Linked DNA regions of Mus musculus: regions 1 and 2 are each linked to region 3. Evidence: chromatin loops called from intact Hi-C (ENCODE). Cell type or tissue: left cerebral cortex. All regions are shown on one strand. Region 1 holds the start of Coa4 (cytochrome c oxidase assembly factor 4). Region 2 overlaps Mrpl48 (mitochondrial ribosomal protein L48). Region 3 holds the start of Rab6a (RAB6A, member RAS oncogene family).

Region 1 (8,000 bases), 70 kb before region 3:
TAATGGCACAGTCCCTTAGAGAAGCATCAGGGTCCTTGATGAGGATGGCAATGGCTGTACGTATGCAGCAGAGCTTACATACATTTCTAGGGTGATGACAAGCCCTAGAAAGCAGTTAACAGCTGAGAGGGAAGCAGACAACCAACTGCCTGCTTCTTAACTTTCCTTTCAACTATCTGCTATTTAAACAAACAAACAAAACTGAGCAGTGCTGAGCAGAGCAGACGACAGAGTGCTTACCTGAAGCCCTGCCTTGTATCCCCAGCACCACATAAACAGGCATGGCGGAACATTACCGTCAAAGGCACACCTTTGCTGAGTCTACCAATGACTTGGAGAGCATCAGGATCATGTAGCTATCCGAAGGAGCTATATGGTAGGACCAGTTCTCAGTGCTGTGCCATTTACAGGACATAAAGCTTGCCTGTTATCCACAGTAAATCCTTCTAAAGCTGTAAGCTCTGGGACCCTATCCAGACCAGTTCCTTGGCAAACAGGCTGCCAAATGATGGATGGTTTCCTTGTACATCACAAAAGAATGTCTCAAAAATAAAAACTTGCGGGTAAGTTAGGGCAGTTTTGATCCCAGCACTTTGGCAGTAAAGGCAGGTGGATGTTTGTGAATTCAAGGCTAGCTTGATCTAGAACATTTCAGGCCTGACAGGGCAACATAGTGAGACCTTGTCTCAAAAATAATAAATAAATAACTTTCATATTTATCTCTTTGAAGACCCAATTTAGGCATCTGTACAGATGATACACTTATGTAATTGACCCATAGGAACACCACCACCACCACCACCACACACACACACACACACACACCCCACATACCTATATTGGAAGTCAGTTGAAACTGAGGAAAGCAAACTGACTTTGGAGGAAATACAATGAAAGACTGACTATAAATCAAACCACAAAGCCAGGCTGTGGTGGCACATGCCTTTAATCCCAGCACTTGGTAGACAGTGGAAGGAAGATCTTGGAGACTGAGTTCAGCCTAGTCTATAGATCAAGTTCCAGGATAGCCAGGGCTACACAGAGAAATCCTGTTTCAAAAAAAAGTTTTAGAGGTGAAGTTCATTATATGTAGAGAAAGTTGCTAAAGTAATTTTATCTTGTTTACTGGTTATAAAGTAGAATTTTATCTTCTCTGATGACAGGTGAAAATCACCAGACATAGATATATGATAAATACACATATATGGTAAATACATATATAAGTACATATATGCTTGATGATCTATATGTATTTATCATAAATATGTGTGATGATCTTCACTTATCATAGTAAAGAACTAAGCTTCAAGGTTGGTCCCGGTGGCACACACTTGTCATTGCAACACTCGGAGAGCTAAGGCAGGAAAGCCACAAGCTTGAGGCCAGCCTGAACTACATATTCAAGGCTAGCTACTACACACAGTAGCTACTGCTACATAGTGAGACCCTATCCCCCCAAATACAAATAAAATACCCAAAACAAAACCAAAAATAGATACAAAACATAATAATGGTATGTGAAATGACAGATAATCAATAAAATGAGCTTTTCTCACAGAATTTAGGAAGGTTGATTGTGTGTGTGTGTGTGAGAGAGAGAGAGAGAGAGAGAGAGAGAGAGAGAATTCAATGGTCAGGAATGACACAGAATGCCATTCAGAGGTAAAAGAGGATTAGAGTTGTCTGGATATGGCTAGGTGCAATAACTCACTTTCCACCCTGAAGCCTAGAGAGATGGAAAGTTAAGAAAAGGGTCTCCAGGGAGCTTGTGTGCACTGTCAATGAAAGTGGGGAAGAGAAGGCAGGCAGAGTGAGGAAAGATCAATCCCTTGGCCCCTGCAAGATGGTTCCTGAGTAAAGTTGCCAGCCACCATACAACCTGAGTTCAAGACCAGGACCCACATGTTAGGACAGAATCAATTCTTGCTGTTCTCTGCTCTCCACACGTGTACCTCAACGCCACACATAAATACACAAATGTAAATAGAAAATGCCTCTTCCTTTCACTTCAGCAATTAGGGCATTCTAGATCCTAGTTATGGCATGGGACACACTGTGCATACATGTTTCTTTGTTTTACTTGGGAATGAAAAATGTCCCATTTGAAATTCCTTTTCTGGATCCTGTGCCCTTCAGCTTACTTGGCAACCCATGCGGTAACACTTCAGACATGGGTCCAGTCAGAGCTCTTGCTGATGAAAAGGCATAATGGCTACCCGCCTCCTCCGTCACTCTCAGGTGGCCTGGAGTCACCTGAGGGTGTGTACACAGTCTCTCAGAACGATCCAAGGTGCCTTCCCTAGGATCCGGTCTCCATTGGTCCGCTCCTTCCGCCCTTTCCCGGAAGAGGCGGGCTGAAGGCGGGCTCTACACGGAGAGTTCACCAATGGGAATTGCAGAGGGCTCTGTTCTTCCGCGTGTGTGCTCCCGCTGGGTCGGCTTCCTGCGGAGAGAACAGGGGGCGTCCTTATTGCCTACGAATCCCCGCGTCTGGGGCGGAACGCGCTCGCACGCTCTTCTGCACCTGCGGGTGAGCACTGCGCACGCATCCCTACACCGGATGCACAGTGGGGACGGCGGGAGTGCTCCTGAAACTGGGAGAGGTGCTTCAGGGGACTTGGATGCCTGTATTTCTCTCCTTCCTCTTCCTTGTCATGCCTTACTAGAAGGCCTTGCCAAGCTGTCAGGCATCTAGCCTGCCCTTATTTCTAAGCATGGGTTGAACTCATTTTATTCAAGGAGTACCGAGGACAACATGTATTGGACATATACTGCAGTGCTATTTACAAAGTCTACCTAGTGAATCTTAAAGCGATTTTATTTTGTGTGTGTGTGTGTGTGTGTGTGTGTGTGTGTATGATTTGTTGACGGCCCTACCTAATAATACAGGTCTCCAGGCAAAGACATTTACCCTTTTATTGTGCCTCCGTAGCGGTGAGGTTTATATAGAGAAGTGCTTAAATCGTCTTGTGACCTACCCCTTTTCCTCATGATAATAGTCTTAAACTCCTAACATGGGCTGCAAAGCTTTGCTGATCAATCATTTACTTATTTCTGCCAATTTTCATTTCCTGCTCTTCTGGTTTCTCCAGTTACTGAAGTGTTTTACGAGGCTGAGAATCAAATTCAATTTACTTTTCCACGTTGGACATTTGTACTACTACCAAACTACATTTTCAGCCCAGTCATCGAACTTGTGATTCCTCTCATGTGTCTACCTCTAGCCAGAAATAGTTTTCCCATGTTTGGCTAACTCATTCATCCTTGAGTTTCATCCTGGAAGTCAGGTTCTCTAGAAAGTCTTGACAGATTAGACCTGCCTCGTTTTCCCAGCTGTCTGTACATACTGTTGTAAACTTCCAGTTTACTTGCCTAGATTGTAAACTCCATGAGGGCAGGAATTGTCTCTAGCTTGGTCTTGTTTGTATACTCTTTTTTTTTTTTTTAAAGATTTATTTATTTATTATATGTAAAGTACACTGTAGCTGTCTTCAGACGTACCAGAAGAGGGCATCGGATCTCATTACGGGTGGTTGTGAGCCACCATGTGGTTGCTGGGATTTGAACTTCCGATCTTCGGAAGAGCAGTCGGGTGCTCTTACCCACTGAGCCATCTCACCAGCCCTTGTATACTCTTAATATAGTAGCCAACACACAACACAGTAACCACCTATTAATGAATAAGACAGAAAAGAGGCATTTAGCGCCTTTATACCCCGTCGTAACAAACTTTTTGCAAAGGTTGAAGTTATCTCTATTGAAGCCTTTCCTGAGTTCTCTCTTGCTGCATTCTGTAGGGTTCTCTCTTGCTGCATTCTGTAGGGTTCTGAAACAGATGATCTTTGGGAAGCAGTCTGGGCAAATAAGCTCACATTTGGATATTGCTGACTAAACAGCCTCATACCACACAGACCCATCTTTTGCCTCAGCCTCCACGTGATTTATGCTACAGCTACACTGAGCTCCTCAGTTCCCCCCACCAGTCAAACCTGCATGTACTTGGGCTGTCTTCCAAGTGTTCAACCTTACTCTTCTGAAGAGAAGAAGAAAGGCTGTTTCTTTGCTTGGGTTTTTTTGTTTGCTTGTTTTGTTTTGAGGTAGATCAGAAATGACATCTCCAAAAAAGATGGCATGTTTTGTTTAACTTGCATTCCACTAGCAGACTCCATTGAGCTTAGATACTTTTATCTCAACTCATCAAACCATTTTGCAGGCCCTTTCTCTGTCAGGTCATGTGCTGGCGGCCCTATGCTAAATCAGGCCTAGCATCTGACAATAAAGAGCTTCGTCTCCTAAGGGAGACAGGCATATAAGTAAGGCCATGCAGTGCAGTTTAGACGTCACTGTTTATGAACAGGAAGAAATGTATAATCATACCGGTACTTTAACCTTGTCTGTTGATATTCTAGGTTCCTCAAGATGTCAACCTCAGTCCCACAAGGCCATAACTGGACTCGCCCGGTGAAGAAGGATGATGATGAGGAAGACCCGCTGGACCAGCTCATCACCCGGTCTGGCTGTGCAGCCTCCCACTTTGCAGTGCAAGAGTGCATGGCCCAACACCAGGACTGGCGCCAGTGCCAGCCGCAAGTGCAGGCCTTCAGGGATTGTATGAGTGCACAGCAGGCAAGACGGAGGGAGGAGCTGCAGAGGAGGAAAGAGCAAGCCAGTGCTCAACACTGAGACCTTATACCATCTCACACAGTGGGCCTGACGAAATCAGCACCCAGAGAGACCTGGGAAGAAGAAACCCTAAGTAATAGAAGTGGTGTAAAATCTGGGGACAGTCTTCGGGACAGGATTGACAGCCAGACCCAATGAGGTTGCACACGACGGTCACCATGAGCTGATCTATGGTCAGATCACACATATCCTCCACATTCTTGTTCTACCAATATTTGTGTTTACAACCACACTCCCTCCACCCTACCTCTCAGTGACTGTGTGCCAAGTACTTTATAAGTACATACGGGTTGCCCAATCAGGCCTTCATTTTCCAATCACAAATTTAACCACAGGAAGTGTTTCTAAGGCATTGCGTTGGCGATGTGCAATTCGAAGAGTAACGTGACCTTCCCGTTGCTGAGAGACTCAGGGGACAGGCAGAAATAAAGCAACACTCAAAGGAGTGAACTCGGTTTCCGCAGTGACATAAGTGCCTCTATCTTTCCTCACTTCTTCAGTGTAATGGGTCGGGGGAGCTAGTAGGGAAACACCCTCTTTTTCTTTTTAAAGACAGAATCTGTGTAGCCCAGACTGATCTTAGACTTACATTAGCCAAGGATGACCTTAAATGCATGATCCTTCTGCCTCCACCCCCAAAGACTGAGATTACAGGCATGTGACACCACATCTGTCAGGGAAACATTTTCTTTTCATAGTCTGCCCCTCACCAAACCAACACAAAGCTTGTCTGACATTTTGGAAGTATGTTTAACATTAAAATACAGACTATGACCTTTAGAAAATGGAGCCACTATCAACACAGAGCTAGTTTGGCAGTACTGACAGTGCCTTCTCTCAGTGTGTTGTGTCCTGCTTCTAACAGCAACAGTTGCTTCCCACCACCCCCTTTTCTTTGAGTCAGGGTTTATTTTTGTAGCTCTGGCTTCCCTGGTACTTACTTTGTAGGCCAGGCTGGAATTGAGCTCACAGAGCTCTGCCTGCCTCTGCCTTCTGAGCACAAGGATAAAAGGCACATGTTATCACACCTAGTCTGCTTCTCATTTTTATTCAGTGAAACCACCAACCTGTTCTATGTTCTTGGCAGTCATTTGGGAATGGGAAGAGGGTTGGAAGGTGACCTACTATAGAACCTTAGGCTGCTTTTTTATCATTACTAACAGAAAGTTTTCAGGCATCTGTATGTTAGCAGTCCAAGTCTGAAGTTTGGTAGACCCTAAAATCTACTTTGAACCTTGTGTGCTGAAATTTTAGGGGAAGAACGTAGAGAAGGCATGAGAAGGTTAAGGAACAGTAAAGTCATATTTCAAGCTGAAGAGCAAGTGACTAAATAGAGCTGTGTCTCTGATGGTCCATTCCAGCTTAGAGCTGTGAGTCAAGTTGTGTACACCAGAAGCATCCCAAAGATGGGCATTGTGTGGTGGCCATACCTGTAATCCCAGGACTGTGGAGACAGGCAGGCAGATCGCAGTGAGTTTGAGGTCAGCCTAGTCTACATATGAGTTCCAGGACAGCAATAGCTATATATTGACACCTATCTTCAAAAATAAAAAAGTATAATTCCAGCACTTGGGGGGAGGCAGAGGCAGGCAGATTTCTGAGTTCGAGGCCAGCCTGGTCTACAAAGTGAGTTCCAGGATAGCAATAGCTATATAGTGACACCCTATCTTCTAAAATAAATAATAAAAAATTCTGAATGTGAAAAGGGAGTCAGTTGAGTGGAACTGAATGAAGTACACTTTACTTATTTATTTGTAACATAGGAAGAACTGCCATCTGGAGCAAATGAAAAATGCATCAGAATCAATAAGAAAAAGCAACTAGAAAGGTGAACACTGGCTGGGTGTGGAGGCCCTTATCTACCTACAATCCCAGAATTTGGGGGGCTGAGGCAGGAGGCTCACACATAAGTTTGAGGCCAGCCTAAACTATGTAGTAAGTTCCAGTCTGGCCTGAACTATGAAATGAGATTATTAATAATAAAAAAGAACTAATATACTCAAAGACATAGGAAAATGGAAGTATATTTTACAAACAATCAGAAAAAACAGGCTTTAAAAACAAAATGTTAGCTGATGCCGCTGGCAAGTAAAGTGACCAGTATTGGTAGAGATAGGAATGGGCATTCTTCTCTGTGAAGAGATGACTAAGTTTTGGGAGGACACTTTGGTGCGCTCTATAAACAATTTAAATATATAAATCTGGATATAGTGACACATGCCTATAAGTCCAGCAATCAGGAAGACAGAAACAGGGGATTGGAGCCAATTTGAGCTATTGTGTGAGTTCTCAGACACCCAGACCTACAGTGTAAGATCTGATTTCAGGGGAAAAAAACTGAAATGTACAAACCCATTTCATAAGAGATTCTCTACTGAATTCATGTTATTAGATGCATGTGCTTCTGTGCCCTGCAGTACAGTCACAGTGTAAATTCCATCAGGAAAAACCTCGGTTGCTTAGGTACTCAAATCTAAACAGGAATGTGTCTGTGTCATTTACAGTGGGGCTACGTCCCTCAAATGCATTCAAGATGACATTGTACCATGAGGGGAGGGGAAGCGACCTTGAGTGAGGGAGTAGAGTGGGAGAGAGAGAAGGGTAAAACTGAAGTAAAGCATAGGCACGTGTGGGACATCTCGATGAAACCCGTTACTCTACAATTACTGCAATTGAGCTTTGGCATTAAAATGCATTAAGAGAAACATCTGGGCATGAGAGAGGGGACTCCAGGTTAGATGCCACCCTGAGTAACAGCAAGATCCTGTTTTAGGATGATAAATAATAATAACAAAAGGTTGGGATGTGGCTCAGTGGAAGGGCACAGCCTGGCATGTGCAGAACCCTCAGTTTGCTTTCCAGCACCTCTAGAAAATAACACAGGAGAGGGGGAGTGCTGGCTCACACAGTAATCCCAGAACTTGGGATGCTGAGGCAGTAAGATTGCATTCCTGGGCTCAAGGTTAGGGTGGGCTACAGAGTGAAGATTATCTCAAAAAGCAAGCAAGCAAAATGTTTAATTCACCCAACCTGCTGAACAGCATAGTTTACCAGCAAAGCACACCATAGAGTCAGTTGTTCACCTTCTTTATCACAGTCACTGACTGGGAGCTAGGATTCACTGCCACCCACAGCATCACAGAGACTGTACCACTTAGCTAAAGCCTGGGGAAAGATCAGCGTTCAACAGCTGGAGTATGCTAGGATGTAGCTCAGGGGCTGAGTGTTCGCCTGGCAGGCACAAAGGCACAATCACCCGAACTGCAAAAATAAATACATGAATAAATAGCTGGACATGGTGGCACACACCTTTACTC
Region 2 (8,000 bases), 52 kb before region 3:
AGTAAGGAATTTGATCAATGAACAAAGACAAAGAAGGATCAAGCACCAGGCTCAAAGGATTAGAAAGAGGGAAGTTGTCCCCTGAAAAATTAGTTTTCCCTGCAGTGAGGTCAGGGAGTACATTGTGGAGGATCCAACAAAAGCATATATATATATATATGCTTATATATTTGTGTACACCTAGGTTTGTGTGTTATTGGTATACAAGGAAGCTTGGGGAATGGATGTGATTTCATAACAGGAGAGGCAGAGGAGTCAAGAGCCCAGCTCTGGAATGCAGACATCATTTAAGGCAAAGGTTCTCAACCTGGGAGTTGAGACCCCTTTGGGAGGGTCAAACAACCCTTTCATAAGGTCACCTAAGACCACTGGAAAACACATATATTTACATTATGGTTCATAGCAATAGCAACATTACAGTTTTGAAATACTTATGAAGATAACTTTATGGTTGGGAGTTATCACAACACGAAGAACTGTGTTAAAGTCACAGAACTAGGAAGGCTGAGAACCACTGATTTAAGGGAGGGAAGACAATAATAGTAAGAGAAGAATGACAGATGGAGAAAAAGATGGAGGGAGGGAGCCAGAGGAGTAAAAGCAGTTGGGCACCCTGAGTGCTTACCTGCACCACTCGCTCATGGGTGGTAAGGATGGAGTCTAGGACCATTTTGTTGCCTTGGTCTGGCAGTCGCATCACTTCCATGGTTTTGGTAGGCATCGCATAGCTGCAGAGGAAGAGTTAGCTGTTTAGAGTGTCCACTCAAGCCAGCAGCACCACTTTAACCAGGGTCATCGGTGAGTACAGCCATTACTCCATGAGGATGCTTACCTGCCGCCAGTGTTAAGTAAGCAGGCACCCTTTATCTCCTCCAGGATATCTCTAAACTCTGAGGGGACACACTGTGCTCAGTGCCTTTCTATGTCCCCAGCCACACTTGCCTGACACAATTCCCTAAGTGTAACCTGCTGATAATATCTATTTGGTGCTACTAAAAAGGAGCCAATTCTAAAGGAATCCAGCCCAGCACTTAGGCAGGCTTTAGAGGGAAGCCTTGGCCACTTCCTTTTTCTGGAGAAATAAGAGGGCATACCTAACCAGTTCTGGAAGTTTCTCTCAAGGTCAGCACTAGTAACACTCCAGACCGGGCACTTCTTACTGTGGGTACTGGTCTGTGTGTGTATTCCTGCCTGTATCCATTGAATGTCACCAGGACCCCACCCCCCCCCCCCCCCCGCCCCGGCGCGGGACAGAATGATTGGCAGTCACCTCGGTTGGAAATCACTACTGCCAAGTCTGTGCTCACTCTATTAGCTTCCGTAGGCCAAGTTCTACAGGGAAAAGAGCAGTGTGTCTGGAGTCTCCCATTTACCAGCAATCCGTGCTTTGGTGAGATACCTCTCCCCCTGAGCTTCGTAAGTAAATGAAATTACAATCTGAGCCTCTGTGAGGACACTGAGGATCAGGTGTGGTGGTAAAAATAAACTAATGTTTTAGCAGGAAGTACGGTATTAATACTGTATTCCTCTCACCAAAAAGTTCATCAAATTGAAGAGAATGAAATACTAATATTGACAATAGAACCCCCAATGTTCTACGTCCCACAGTTTCATCAAATGGTCTCTATGGATGGACCTCTACAGAAGGACACTTAGTGTGACCAAAATCGGAACAGAAACCTGATGGTCCCAGATTTAAGACCAGTCCCGCCCTTACTCCCTGCCTGACTCCCAGGTCAATCCAGCCCTCTTTCTGTGTGTCTGTCTCTCAGCTAGGGAGTGAGAAGAACATGCCTTGTCACAGGTTTGCAGCCATGATTGAGACTACACAGCAACTTGCCTGCCATCCTACACCCTCAAAAGCAGTTTCCTGTGCTCTGACAAATGGTTGTGAATTCCTGAGTACTGTGGACTCCTTGAGGTACCTGCTCCAAACAGCAGCTCGGACCACCCCAGCACAATCTCGGATTGCCTCTTTCCATACAAATATGGTAATCAATCCATAATATTTAAAAGTGGGGACACAACCATAGACTCTTTATGAAAGGTCACATAAAATAACTCTGTGGGAGTTTGTTAGCAGTAGAGAGTATGAGAGGCTACCTACCCTCTGAGCAGTCTGCAGGGAAGACTGACTGGCTAGAATGGCCACTAACCATGCCATTTACATTGCAATGCAAAACATTGTAAGCCTGTAAGATGGCTCTGTGGATAAAGGTACCAGGCACCAAGCCTGACCATCTAAGTTCAATCCCTGGGACCTACATGGTGGAAGGAGAGAACTGACTCCCACAGCTGTCCTCTCACCTCCAGCTGTGCTGGGCACATGCACGTATGCACACACATACACATAAATAAATGTAACCATAAAAAATTATTAATAGCCTGCTCTGCCCTAGGCATTCTAGGGACAAATGAAGTCTGTGCCTTCAAAGAGTGTCAAATATCTCAGAGAAAAGGGGGTCCAGGGATGGCTTCATGGGTGAAGTAGTGATTTAACAGGACATAAAAATGTACTTAGGATGCTGGAGAAATGGTTCAGCAGTTAAGAGCACTAGCTGTTCTTCCAGGGAAGCCAGGCTTGAGTCCCAGCACCCACTCGGCAACTCATAACCATGTGTAGCTCCAATTCCAGGAGCTCCAATGTCCTCTTCTGGACTCACCAGGCACCAGGCATGCATGTGGTTCACACTCAGGTAAAACAGTCATACATACAAAAGAAAATAATTTTTAAAAATATACTTAGGAGCTAGGCAGTGGTGGTACACAACTTCAATCCCATGGCTACATAGAGAAACTTTGACTCGAAACCCCCAAAACAAGCAAACAAATAAAATGAGGTAGAGATCAACTGAGGAAGACGTCTGGCCTACACACACACACACACACACACACAACCCTGTAATACCAGCAGTATTGGGAGGTAGAGGCAGAATGATTAGATTGTCCAAGGCCATTTTGGATATATACTAACTTTAAATGGATAAATAAGTAAGTAAACACTGAGGAAACGGGCCCTTCCAAAGTAGCATACGCCTTTAAGTCCTTAAGTACAGGTCCTTTCTGTTCACTCATCTGCATTCTCTGCACTTTCCAGTTTTCCTGCAATGAATAAAATCGGATCAAACAGCAGAGACACAAAAGGGAAAAGAGAAAAAAACCAAACTATTTGAAGAGTCAACCCAGTTGTCAATGCGCTCTTTGGACTTCAGATAAGGCTCTGGGCTCCACCCCTAGCACAGTAAATACCAGGGGAAAGCCGGGGTTGGGGAGAGGCCTGCTGAGCATGCACAAGGCTCACACTCAAAGCTTGGTGCTGCCAAAACAAAACCAAAATTATCCAGAAACACACAAAGCTATTCTAAAAAAAAAAAAAAAATTCTTTTTTGAAAGTAGATTTTTTTTAAAAGAGGAAAGATGAGTTGCCTCAGAGCTAATGATGTTCACTGGTACATTCTCCATGAACACAGGCTGGTCAGCTGAGTGTCATTTCTGTCCCCCTAGGCAGCTGCTTAGCAAAGGGAAGCAGGCAAATCAGGAGAGAGGCCTCCTCTCTGCTCTGCTCTGCCGCAGGAGCAGCAGCTGCGCATTCCAGACCCCGTGCAGAACAAAACCTGGCGAGCTGCGAGCTGCGCTTGCAGCCCAATTCCAACTCAAGGTCACAGACAGTAGTACCCTCAGAGCTCCATCCCCACTCCAGAGGAAAAATTAAATGAAAACCATGAGAAAACAAATTCATCTCCGAAAAGCTGGGCAACGTGAATGTGCAGTGATACAACAGTTGGCAAAGCTCAGTCAGCCAGTGCAGAGATTGGGTGAAAACAAACAGCTCTTTATGCTGAGCTATTTGCAGCGAGGAGCCAAGAGAGAAGCAGAAACCAGGGTGCCATTCATCCCGCTGTGCTAGGAAGCATGGCCATGAGGGCTGGGGCACAATCCAAATCAACCGCCATTTACTCCGCGCCTAGAATGCACTGCAGACCAGGCCAGGGCCTGGGGCTGGGCCACTGAGGAGACAGAAGCAGCCCCTGCCTTATAGAATTTAACATAATACAGAACATAATCTGGAAAATCATAGAAAATAAGTCTAAGGATAAAAAAAATGCACGTAAAGAAAAGGAATTTGTATATCCTTTATTTCTCCGGAATATATTACAGAAGGATTTAACTTATTAATAAGCTTTCTTGGAGAAATAATAAACAAGATGGAACCTAAGAAAAAATCAGGGCTGGATTGAAGATAAAGCTTAGTTGCTAGAGTACTTGCCTAGCAAGCAGGAAGCCTGGGGTTCAATTCCTAGCACGGAATTAACTAAACCATGGGGGTATGAGCCATTAATCCCAGGACCTGGAGAGGGAAGCAGGAGGATCAGCCTCAGCTACATAGTGAGTTCAAGGCCAGCCTGGGCTACATAAAACCCTATCTCAAAATAAAGAGAAGAAGAAAGGAAAAGAGGGTGGGAGGGGTGAGAAGAGGGGAAGGAAAGACTTCAGTCTTTCAGATCTTTGGTTTCCTGGTGTGTAAAATGGGAATGTGTTAATATTAAAAAAGAAATGGTCATTTTTGTATGTTCACATGCTATGCATCTACCTATAATCTTGCTATCATGACAAACTACCTGAGCTGTTATTTACCCTTTTAAAAAACCATCTCACTTAAAAAATTACTTTTAAGAAGAAATGTGAGCTGTATAAGCATATGAATTCATGCTTTGCTGTGAGGGAGGAGGTGTACAGCCACTGGTAAGACGTTTGCAGAGTCTCCTACACATTCAAACTGTGCCATATTTACCATTTGACCATAAATCACAGTCTTACATAGAAATGAAAACTTTGTTCTCACAGAAACTCATACCTATTTGTAGTGGCTTTATTTATAATTGCCAAAAATTAGAAGCATAAATACCCTTCAATTAGCAAATGGGAACTGAAGCACATTTTATAATGAGATGCTACTGAGCAACAGAAAGGAGCAAAGTGTGTGATGCAGACAAGTATGGGTAAGTTTTGACTGTATTATTCTAAGTGAGGAGTGCTATATTCAAAAGGAACATGGTTTGTTTGGTTTTTTTTCCCACTTATATGGCATTCTGAAAGAGACAAAACTACAGGCAAAGGGAAAGGAAACAGATTAGAAGTTAGCAAGGATTTGTGGGAAAGGAGTTGACTGCAGAAGCATAGAATTCAGGATGACTGAAATGTTTATATCTTGATTATAACCGAACTGATTCTACTTGTGTCCTCTAGTTACAGCTCACAGAACATTTTCACCAAAGGAAAATGACAACGCAAAAAGTTTACCTTTACATCATGATTACTAATGAAGACCCATATCAGCTGCCATAAGTAGACGGCAAGTTAAAAATAAATACAATGAAAACAAAATCATGTCATAAATCCTAGCAAGACAGCAGTGCTCATCCAAGATTCCAAGGCCGACACCCGCCTCTGCTGCAAAGATTAGGAAGTGCTAGACTGGGGTTCAGGTCACACCAGTCACTCTGGGCATGTCTCCTTGGAGTAATTGAATTGAGTATGAACTTAAAAGGAAAGCCATTTCTCATCAAGTGACTTAATGCTATTTAAGGCCAACCAGGGGACTTGTGAGCCGTCAGAAACCCTGAGATAAGGCATGAAAGGCAGAGGCCCTGGAACAGACACTAAATGCCAGCTGTCTTCCAGCAGATCCAAAGAACACATGAGAGGGAGAGCAGGCAGAAAGGCCTGAATCAGTGGAAAAACTTGTTAGGACTCTAATCTTCCCCAAACCGATCTCTAATTTCCACACACAATCTCAAAAGATCCCAGTAGGTTTTTCTATAGACATCAACAAGTTAGTAAAAATATTTAATGGAAAAAAAACAAAAGGCCATTATAGATAATTTTAAAAAAAGAACACTGCATTATCAAGTTCTAGTAGCTCAAATAGTGAAGTGTTAGTGTAAGCACAGATATATAGACCAACGTAACATAAATCACTTCCGGGAACAGACACAGGTATTCGTGGTCCGCTAGCTTCCAAAGATACTGAGATTCGGTGGGGAAAAAAGTCCTTTCACCAAATGATGAAACAACCGAACAGCCATATTAGTAAAGAAAGGCAAAAGAGAAAAAAGAAAAAAGAAACCGACTCTCTCTTGAAAAGGATGGGATAAACACAAATTACACACCATATACAAAAAATAGTACAAAATGGGTCAGACTTAATGTAAAAGGACTGCTAGTAAACACTTTTACCGCTGTGGATTAGACAGTAAGTTATTATATATGACACTAAAGGCATAAACCATAAAAGAAAAATGAACAATTCAAACTTAACAAACTTAATAAGCACTACACTACCCTTCTAAAGAACCATTTAAGAAAACAGGTTAGAGTCAGGCAGTGGTGGCACATGCCTTTAGTCCCAGCACTTGAGGCAGAGGTAGGCAGATCTCTGTGAGTTTGAGGCCAGCCAGGTCTTCACAGAGAAAACCTGTCTTGAAGAAAGAAGAAAACAGGTTGGATGTGGTGACTCGTGCCTATAATCTCAATACTTTGGAGGCAGAAGCAGGAGGATTGCTATAAATTTGAGAAATTAACCTGGTCTCATATGAGCTCCTGACATGCCAAGACTACCATAGTGAGGCTCTATCTCAAAATCAAAGCTGAACACAATCATCTACTGACAGATGAATGGAGAAGCAAAATACAGGGTATAATGGAATATTCAGTCTTAAAAAAGGAGTCTGACATATGGTACAACACGGACAAATTCTACAGACATTATGCTCAGCAAAATGAACCAGTCACAAAATAAATATACAGTAGAATTCTACTTCTAGAAGGCAATCAAAAACAGACAAAAAGTAGGAAGGTTTTGTGTGTGTGTGGTGGGGGGGGTCAAGGGGCAACAGTTATGGGATAAGCAGAGGAGGGAAAGCAGAATTACTGTTTAGTAAGTGCGGAGTTTCAGTTTGGAGGTGGTAACAACTGCCCACTATGAGTGAGTTTGCCATCGCTGCACCATATGCGAGTTAAAAACACCTAAGATGGAGCTGGTGAGACGGCTCAGCAGGTAAAGGCGATTTGTCAGCCACCAATCCTGATGAACTGAGCCCCTGGGACCCACATGGCATATTTACCCCCAGACCCACACATACACAATAAATACAGAAATGCAATACAAAATTTTAGAAGTAGTAAAATTATTAGTTTCACATGTATTTTGTCAAAACCTTTTAAAACTTGCAAAAACATTTTTTGATGAACTTAAACACATTATGCTAAGTGAAAAAGGTCAGATACAAACAGCTGTCTACTGTGTGGTTCCATTTACATGCTATTCTGAAGACATCAAAACAGGAACAGAGGGCAATGAGAGGAAAGCTCATCGGGAAGGCACCAGCCAGCATGCCTGATGCCCACAGAGCACCCACGGAACAAAAGCACTGATCCTGCAAGCTGATCTTTGACCTCCACATACGAGTCACGCCATAGGTGCCCTAAGGCACTAGTGAGCACACACATACAGACACACATAATACATTAATAAATTAATCAACTTAAAACCTGGGCTAGATAACTTATCAGTGGTTGCCAAACCTTGGGTGGTGGAGGGGAGGTGACAGGCTTTACAGAGCAGCAGGGAACTTTTGAGGTTAGTGATCTGTCTTGTCCTTTGACTGTGGCAGGCATGTACCTAAACCCTAACTTCCATTACATGTACATTACTTTACCAAAACCTGAGTTGACAGAAGAAATGAAACATGATCCCCAGACCAGGAACACGCCAGGCGAAGGCATCCTTCCTACCTTTCCTCGACTTTGATGGACAGCCGGTTGCAGAGGCGGTGGACATACTGGGCATAACTTTCTGCCAGACTCATGTCATATGCTGTCAGGTGGATGTTTAAAACCCCATATTCATAATCTGTCCCCACATTAATGGCTCTCAGTTCTACTTTTGCTTTCTTCTTTTTGGGCTGAATAAAAAAAAAAAAAAAAAACAAAGAGAAAGG
Region 3 (8,000 bases):
CAGGACAACACAGTGAGATCCAGGTAGACAGAGCAGAGGGAAAAAGGGAGAGAAGGGACAAAAGAGGAGGCATCAAACTTGATAAGGCATGAAACACTTGAGGTCCGAATTGTGTTATACTAGCCCTCTCTTCCTAATAGCCCAGCTGTTTGGTGACTACAGAAACAAAGCAGCAGGAAGGAATTGATTCATAAAGTTCTGGAGGAAGTACAAAGTAGTTTGAATCCTCAGATGTCACTCTAAAGGCTATTTCAGGAAACAATGAAAACCTTGTACCCAGTAGAGAAAAAAGCCACTCTTACTTTTGTTTGCAAAAGCACTTGAGAAAAAGTTTTTTGTTACTGCTCTTTGTGTGCTAGGATTCTAGGTATACTATTGGTGGGTGTCCTATCTGACCTGATAAGCTACTTGTACAATCAAGACAACAACTTCAATGACTTCTTCATCTTCTCCCTCTTCCTCTTCTCCCCCTTTTTCCTCCTTCTCTTCCTCTTCTGCTTCTTCCTCCTCCTTCCCCTCTTTCTGAGACAATGTCTTCTGCTGAAATTCAGGCCTGTCTGAGATTAACTATGGAACCCAAGCTAGAACTCCTGCTAGGATTATAGGCATGAACTACTAGCCTTGGCTAGTTTTGCTTCTGAGTCAAGATCTTGCTTTGTAGTTAGTCTAGCCTGGTCAGAAACCCTCCATCATCCAGTACCAGCTGCTACTGTGGTTTTAAAACTCAAATATTTATTCATGTTATGACCCAGCTTCTCCTTTTCCTTTTTAGATATACATTCAAAAATTCCACCACTTGTTTGAGAGGAACGTCAGGGAATTTTTTTTTTTGTAATTCTTTATTATTGATTGATTGACTTAGTGTTAGGATTAAACCCAAGACTTTATTATGCAAAGGAAGCACTGTACCCCTGAGCTATTCCTAGCCCCAGAGAGAACATTTTGATAGAGAAGGTTCTGAGATATAGTTGTGTCATTGGTAGGTCAAACTAGACGACACTTTCAGAACTTGTTTCTTCTCCTAATTTATTCATCAGTGAGTCGTCCTGCATTTGATAAGGCACTTGTTTGACCTTGTCAATAACATGTAAAGTATTTTGTGTATAAGATACTTACATAGACTTTTGATGTTTTTACTTATACATTTTTATTTTATGTTTTCAAAGTATTTTTGACAACATCTTATGTAGCTCAGGCTGTCCTCAAACTCACCTATGTAGTTACGTATGATCTTAAACTCCTGTCTCTACTCCCCATTACTGGGTTACAGATGTGAGTTTGGATGTCTTTAAAAGTTTTTTTTTTAAAGATAGATTTATTTATTTATTTATTTATTTATTATATCTAAGTACACTGTAGCTGTCTTCAGTCACACCAGAAGAGGGTGTCAGATCTTATTAAGGATGGTTGTGAGCCACCATGTGGTTTCTGGGATTTGAACTCATAACCTTTGGAAAAGCAGTCAGTGCTCTTACCCGCTGAGCCATCTCTCCAGCCCTAAAAGGGTTTTAATATGTCTGAACAGAGATATCTTTTTAAGATATTGTCCCATGAAATGTTGAAGAATGGCAAAAAATTGTGCAGATGCCAAATTCTCTAATTCAATGGCACCTAACTTTTTTTTATTTTTCATATTCTATGAATAGACTTTATTTAGAACTCTTTTCCCTTCAGTGATGCAAGGTTTCATGCAGCCTAACTTTGATATGTAGCTCAGGCTGGCCTTAAATTTAGGATCCTCTAACCTGTATCTCTCAAGTGCTACGATTATGGGCATGCACCACCATGTCTGGCTCTAGAAGTTTCTTAGGTGTCCTAAAGAGTAGATTTTCTCTCTCTCTCTCTCTCTCTCTCTCTCTCTCTCTCTCTCTCTCTCTCTCTCTCTCTCTGCAGGACCTCACTCTGTATCTTAGGCTAAGCTGGAACTAACTCTATAGCCCAGGTTTGCCAAGCCCTGACAGCAATCCTCCGCCTTAGCTTCCTGGGGGTTGGGATTACAGATGTGAAGCACTAGATAGAAAATTACTAGATTTACAAAGGCCATTATAGAAGTTCCCATATACCACTCCAGACTCCTCTATTAACAGCTTACTTTAATAGGACTGATATGTTATAATAAATCAATCAGTACAAAATACTGTTATTAACTAAAATTCATGCTATACTCAAATTATTTTGTTTTTGTCTGATACTCTCTTTTTAGGGATCCCATTCAGATGAAAAGTTACATTTAATTATGTTATGTAACTGTCCACATTATGCTTAGTTCATGTTTTCTTATGGCATTCACCTTTATCTTATTGGATCTCAAATCTGGTTGACAATTGGAAATGCTTCAGATGGCAAATTTAAGGAAGCCCCACTCAAGCACATCCAGAAGTGCTGCTTTAAGGAGAAAGGATGATCTTTTAAATACTCCTTCTGCAGATTTGTGATTTTGTTGAGGCAGCCCTCTGGAATGTTGTGTGACCTTTTCCAAAGCTGCACCGCTAAGTGGGCAGTCATTTCATATCTGTAATATGTGGAGTTTGGCTTATATGATATCTAAACTCATTTCTAGCATGTAGACGATGGTTATCGTCTGATGTTATGGGCACCTAAAACAACGGCCACTCAACAGAAGATCACGCCAACAGACACTAGGGAATTTGATGGCTTAACGTAAGGAGGTAGCAGAGGTTCAAATAAAACCTTGACTCCATGACATGACTACGTGGATTTTGCAAGTCATTTCCTTCTGTTGGACTCCAATTTCCTCACCCACAAAATGGAGAGGACTTGTTTCTGGTAGTTATGAAACTCCACGGAGTAACGGTGGGAAATCTTATATACACGAAGATGCCGAGCAAGGAATTACGTTTTAGAAGGCTAGGGTAAACGGGTGAAGGGCTAAAGTGAGGAAGGAGAAGCGACGTTAAGGGTTTAGCACCTACAATACACCTTTGAGCGACCCAACCCCACCCACGCATTGCTGCGGTCATTCCACCTTGGTTCCGGCTCCGCCTCCGTCCCACCTTCTTTTCCCTCCTCCTTCCTCCAATCGCCTTGCGTCGCGCCACACTTCCTATGGCTGCCAGAACCCCACACCTTCCTCCGCGCGAGAGTCGCGCGCGCGCTCTCGCGTCGCCACCTCAGTTAGCAGCTGCCTGCCCTCCGCTTTTTCTGATTGGCTCGATTTGTCACTGACGTAAGCGCCCCCTTTTTTTTCTCCCCCCCTTGCTTACCCGGAACTCGGTCCCGCCTCCTCCCGGCTTCTCCAGACGCCAGTCGAAACCTGATCGGCCCCTTTCTCCACCGCACGGGAGGAGCCGGGATTGCTGGCGAAACCAGGAAAGCACTGGCGGCGACGCGCACGCACGCACTCACGCACGCACGTCCGAGGCCGGCAGGGCGGCAGGCTCGCGCCCGGACTCGCCCCGCATCCGCGCCAGAGGCTCGCGCACTCAGCGGGTTGTGCTGCGGTGGTGGCGGCGGCGGCTGCTGTGAGAGCCCGAGCACTGCGCGTGCCGAGACCCAGACGCGTCTGCGGCGCTCGCCTCGCCACCCTCCTCTCTCACCTCAGTCTCCGCGCCGCGTTCTGAGGGAAGGAACGGCGCTAGGCTAGCGAAGCCCGAGCGCACCGCTGGCTGCCTCCGACACCGCCCTGCGTCCCTTCGCGGCCGCGGGCCCGGCTCGGTGCTAGGCGACTCTGCGGGGAGGCGGCGGCGGCGGCTGCCGGTCGGTGGAGGCACTCTCCCTTCAGCCTCGCCCCTCTGCCCGGCCCTGCAGGGGCCGAGAGGACTCGGAGGCTGCCCCTTCAGCTCGGCCCTCTTCGTTAGCGGGTTGGAGCTGCAGCGGTCTGGAAGAGGTCTCTGGGCTGAGGCGGCGGCGGCGGCTCCTCCGGCTCCATCATGTCCGCGGGCGGAGACTTCGGGAATCCGCTGAGGAAATTCAAGCTGGTGTTCCTGGGAGAGCAGAGCGGTGAGTGCGCGACTCCCCCGCTCCTGGCAGCCGGCCGCGGCTTCCCCGCACCGCCCCCAGTGCAGCCCTTCTGGCCGCTGAGGCTCCCCGCCGGCCTCGCTCTTCCTAAAACCCCCACCCCAGCCTTTTCCCCGGGTCCCCCGACTCCTCTTGTCCCTGTCCCTGGCTCCTCCTCGCTAGGATCTATCAGGCTTGTAGCTTAGATCTCTGATCCTCGCCCGGACTCCGCCGCCTGCAGCCGGGCCCTCTCGGGCCGCTCTGTCCTCCTCAGTCCTCACCCCGCCCAGCCTCCTGTCCATCCCTTTCTTCCTTTGCTCTGCGTGGTCTCCACCACCCGGGCCGGCTTTATGGGGCCCCACCCTTATTCCTTGCTCTTTTTCCGGTTCCCATTGGAAGTGAGGTCCCACTCCGAGAAGCCCCCAACTCTGGAGAATGGGCCCCCTCTTCAACCTTGGATGAAGGAGGGTGGGATCTGGGCGTTGTTTTCCCCTGAGGCTTGGCTCGGAGTTGTACTAGTCTCTCGGAAGGTGAGAGAAGAGGTGGTCATGGAGAAAAACAATTCTTGCTCAGTTTACACCTAAATGAAGAATTAGTTAGGGTTAGTGAGCTAATATATTTTAACTGAAGGAGACTTGAAAAGAGGTGGCGTTGCCAGTGATGATTTTGGTCCCTTGGGTTGGGACTGGTTGGAAATCCTTATTTTTCTATTAATTTTCGTCATTGACAATTCTTTTGGCTATATTGATGCCTTTTCAGTCTCTGCCAGATGCTATGTCATGATCAGTTTACTTTGAATTTTTCTCATCTCACTTCCCTCTTTTCTCGTTTCAATATGAAATATTTAAGTATCTTCATGATGATACAAGCAAGGATTAACGGGTGAAATGTTAATTATTAATTTCTTCTTGAGAATTTTCCAGTTACATATTTAAGATGTATGTGAGAGGCTTAGAATAATGCATCTTTGTTTTGTAGGATTGCCTTTGGGTAATAGGGTAATAGATCCACCATCTAGCTCTCTAAATTAGATTAGAATACTATTTGAGTTAACTGATTTTTTTTTATGTATACCTAATATTTCATAGGGTCTTGTGAATGAAATTGTAATGTCATTTGTCTGGTCAAGGTTCTGCAGTCACTGTGCTTCCTAGTGGATACAAGGTTCTAATTTTGTAATGGTTGCCACGAAGATTACTTCTTCCAACAGCTTTATTCTATATCATTCAAACTGAACAGTAATTCAGAGATTATAATCTTCGCTTTTCCTCTACATTTTTCTTGACCATCATTGTAATTCAGACATTGGGGGATTAGTTCCAAGTAATCAAACATTAAATACTTACTAGATATCTTAAATGAGGTTATGGAGAACAGTATTTGGAGTGAAAAGCATATAACTGATAAAGTATTCTTAGCTTTTATTGCTAGCTTGAACTATTTATACCAATTTGGAACTTTATGGCTGGTTAACACTGGTTGCAATTTTGCCTTCAGCAGGGCCTGGGAAATAATTTTTCTTCTTGTAATGTTTGGATTTGTCTTCCCTATAACCTTATAAGATGGAAAGATCTAGTCTCCCTCTTGTTTGCTTATGGATATTTCTCAAGTATAAACATTTCCAGGCCATCAAGATGGCTCAGTGAGTAAAACAGGCACTACAACTGACAACCAAAATTCAATCCCCAGGTCCTATACAGTAGAAGGGGTGAACCAACTCTCAGAAGTTGTCCTCTGATCTTCATGAACACCACCTACAATAAATAATTAAATAAAATAAGCATTCCCTTAGGTGAGGAACGGAGGGAAACCTATGAAGTGATCCTGATCCCAGTAGTGTTGCATGGCAGTTTCAGGACAGTGTCATACATAAATTGAAGCTCATTGGTCATTGTTAATAAATAGGTTTGAATGTGCTTCTTGTGCAGTCTTTGGAGATTGTTGACTACCTCATATTGTGATACAGTAATAATTTAGTTTGCACAAAAATCTATGAATCTTTCTGTTGAAGTTTTTATCATGAGATCTTAATTTGTAGCTAGGTGCAGGTTTCCTTTGGATTTCTTGAGTGTATTATATTAGAGTTTTATGACTTCTCATTTTCTTTCAGATACTATTTTTCTTTTTAAGCTAGAGTTACATTTTGATAGCCTAGGCTGATTGTCCTCTTGCCTCACCGAGTGCTGGGATTTTAGGGGTGAGCCATCATACCCATTTTTATTTTCATTTCATTTCTTTCCTATTTCGAAATTAATATCTTTTTAAGGCACTTTGATGTAGTGAGGCTGACTATGAACTAAATGTGTATAGACAAGACTTGCCTTGAATATCCGATGATCCTGCCTCCACCCAAGTGCTGGGATTACAGGTGTTTGCCACTGTGTTTGGTTTATGTGGTGCTAGGTGAGTACATACTGAGCTATATCCTTAGCCATGGGGAAATTATTTTTTTTAAGTTGGCAAACAGAGTAATGTGTTTTTTGTTTTTTGGTTTTTTTCAAATATTTACTTATTATACATAAGTACATGGTAGCTGACTTCAGACGCACCAGAAGAGGGCGTCAGATCTCATTAAGGGTGGTTGTGAGCCACCATGTGGTTGCTGGATTTGAACTCAGGACCTTAGGAAGAGCAGTCAGTGCTCTTACCCGTTGAGCAATCTCGCCAGTCCCAGAGTAATGTGTTTTAATATGGCTTTTTCATACGTGTGCGCGCGCATGCGTGTGTGTGTGTGTGTGTGTGTGTGTGTGTGTGTAGAGCTACAGACAGACAAACAGACAGACAAGCAGTCTTACTGTGTAGCCTAGGCTGGCCTTGAAGGTGCAAGATCCTCTTGTATCAGCCTCTCAGGTTCTGTTATTTCTTTCTTTAATTTATCAACTATTCCTTTTCATTCATTCCCAGCCTTCCCAGGTAGAAACTAAATAATGCCTTGTTAGGTTTAGCTATGTATGTGTGTATACATTTCTATATATTAGCACAGTTTTAGACTTATAGAAAATTGGTAAGATAGTTCAGAGGATGCCTATGCATCCTGCATCCTCTTTCCAACTAGTACCTTACATTAATAAGGCACATTTGTTAAAATTATTGGCCAAATGTTGATTATATTTATTAACTAAAATATATTATTTATTTATATTGCCTTAGTTTTAAAAAACAATATTCTTTTTCTGTTTCAGATTTCCTTTCTATATATAGATATAACCTTTCTATATCTAATATAACCAATTATATTAAGTTATATATCAGATTTCACTTGCTTTCTTTAGGGTTATGTTTGCATGCGTTTTGCTCTTTAGAACTAGGAGGTTAATTATTTTTTGAGGTCATCATATTGCTAAGTAATGCTATCCAGTAGTTTTGACACTAAAAGATTGATTTTTGTTTTCACGGTCAGTGTCTATAGTTTTCTTATGCATTAGCAAAGGCCTGTAGAATCTATGTTGCATTGATGTAAGTTGCTATGAATTATTTATTTTTAGGACTGTTAGAAATCCACAATTCAGCTTTTAAAGACTGTGGTCTTTGGAATAGCCTTCTTTGTTTCCTTAAGAGTATTTACCACATTTATAATACTTTATGTGTTTGTTTTTTTGTGTTTCCCAGGGCAGAACAGAATGCAAGTTCCATAAAAATTATTATCTTTTTATGTTCATTGAACCCCTATTACTGGCATAGAACCAGTTTCATGGTCACTGCTCAGAAATATTTGGTGACCAAACAATAGTTAAATATAATAGTAGTCAAAGCTATTAACCTATTAACTGTTTAACTAAAACACTAAAAGAAAAAGAACTTACTTGTCTACATATTATACTTTTTTTTCTTTTTGATTTAAACAGGCCCCCCCCCCAGCTGACGCTATTAACTTATTTGCTGTTAGTATAATGCAAAAAAGTATGTCAAATATGCAGATGATGTGGTCATGTGATTTTATTTAACTTTTCAAATGAACGATAACCCTGTTCTGTAGTGAAGATGAATTGTTTTATTACTTGACAGATCTAGTTAATGGCATATGTCTTGGCAATCTTATTTTC

Evidence for each region. A loop is a pair of places that touch in the nucleus more often than their neighbours do. Peaks named below come from ENCODE experiments on the same cell type or tissue, not always from the same donor. Only the 100,000 strongest peaks of a DNase experiment are listed, where the experiment ranks them.
Region 1: a loop joins it to region 3, with 2.2 times the contacts of the local background. A loop is called at or near these places in 4 of 42 quality-filtered maps.
Region 2: a loop joins it to region 3, with 2.2 times the contacts of the local background. A loop is called at or near these places in 5 of 42 quality-filtered maps.

The regions. Positions count from the first base shown.
Region 1 is chr7:100,534,663-100,542,662 of GRCm38, forward strand. It overlaps Coa4 (cytochrome c oxidase assembly factor 4), which reads left to right and starts at 2,438. Exons shown (of 2, transcript NM_183270.2): 1 at 2,438-2,530; 2 at 4,410-5,150. The coding sequence starts at 4,420. The coding sequence ends at 4,683. Gm39058 (a long non-coding RNA gene) reads right to left here and starts at 2,457. Exons shown (of 2, transcript XR_869836.2): 1 at 2,142-2,457; 2 at 929-1,049. It overlaps Gm39059 (a long non-coding RNA gene), which reads right to left. Exons shown (of 2, transcript XR_869837.1): 2 at 6,692-7,944. In left cerebral cortex, a CTCF peak has its summit at 3,491 (motif pointing right); DNase peaks (open chromatin) are centred at 2,412 and 5,532; H3K4me3 peaks cover 1,517 bases; H3K27ac peaks cover 1,393 bases.
Region 2 is chr7:100,551,954-100,559,953 of GRCm38, forward strand. Mrpl48 (mitochondrial ribosomal protein L48) reads right to left here. Exons shown (of 8, transcript NM_198831.3): 5 at 7,795-7,964; 6 at 626-728. Among named protein-coding and RNA genes, the nearest start is that of Gm39059, 12 kb to the left of the region's middle. In left cerebral cortex, no CTCF peak of the experiment used is centred here; DNase peaks (open chromatin) are centred at 3,746, 4,787 and 6,973; H3K27ac peaks cover 3,155 bases.
Region 3 is chr7:100,604,334-100,612,333 of GRCm38, forward strand. It overlaps Rab6a (RAB6A, member RAS oncogene family), which reads left to right and starts at 3,253. Exons shown (of 8, transcript NM_024287.4): 1 at 3,253-3,960. The coding sequence starts at 3,891. It also overlaps a transcript of Mrpl48 not described here. In left cerebral cortex, CTCF peaks have their summits at 3,350 and 6,510 (motif pointing right); DNase peaks (open chromatin) are centred at 3,226 and 3,987; H3K4me3 peaks cover 4,082 bases; H3K27ac peaks cover 2,288 bases.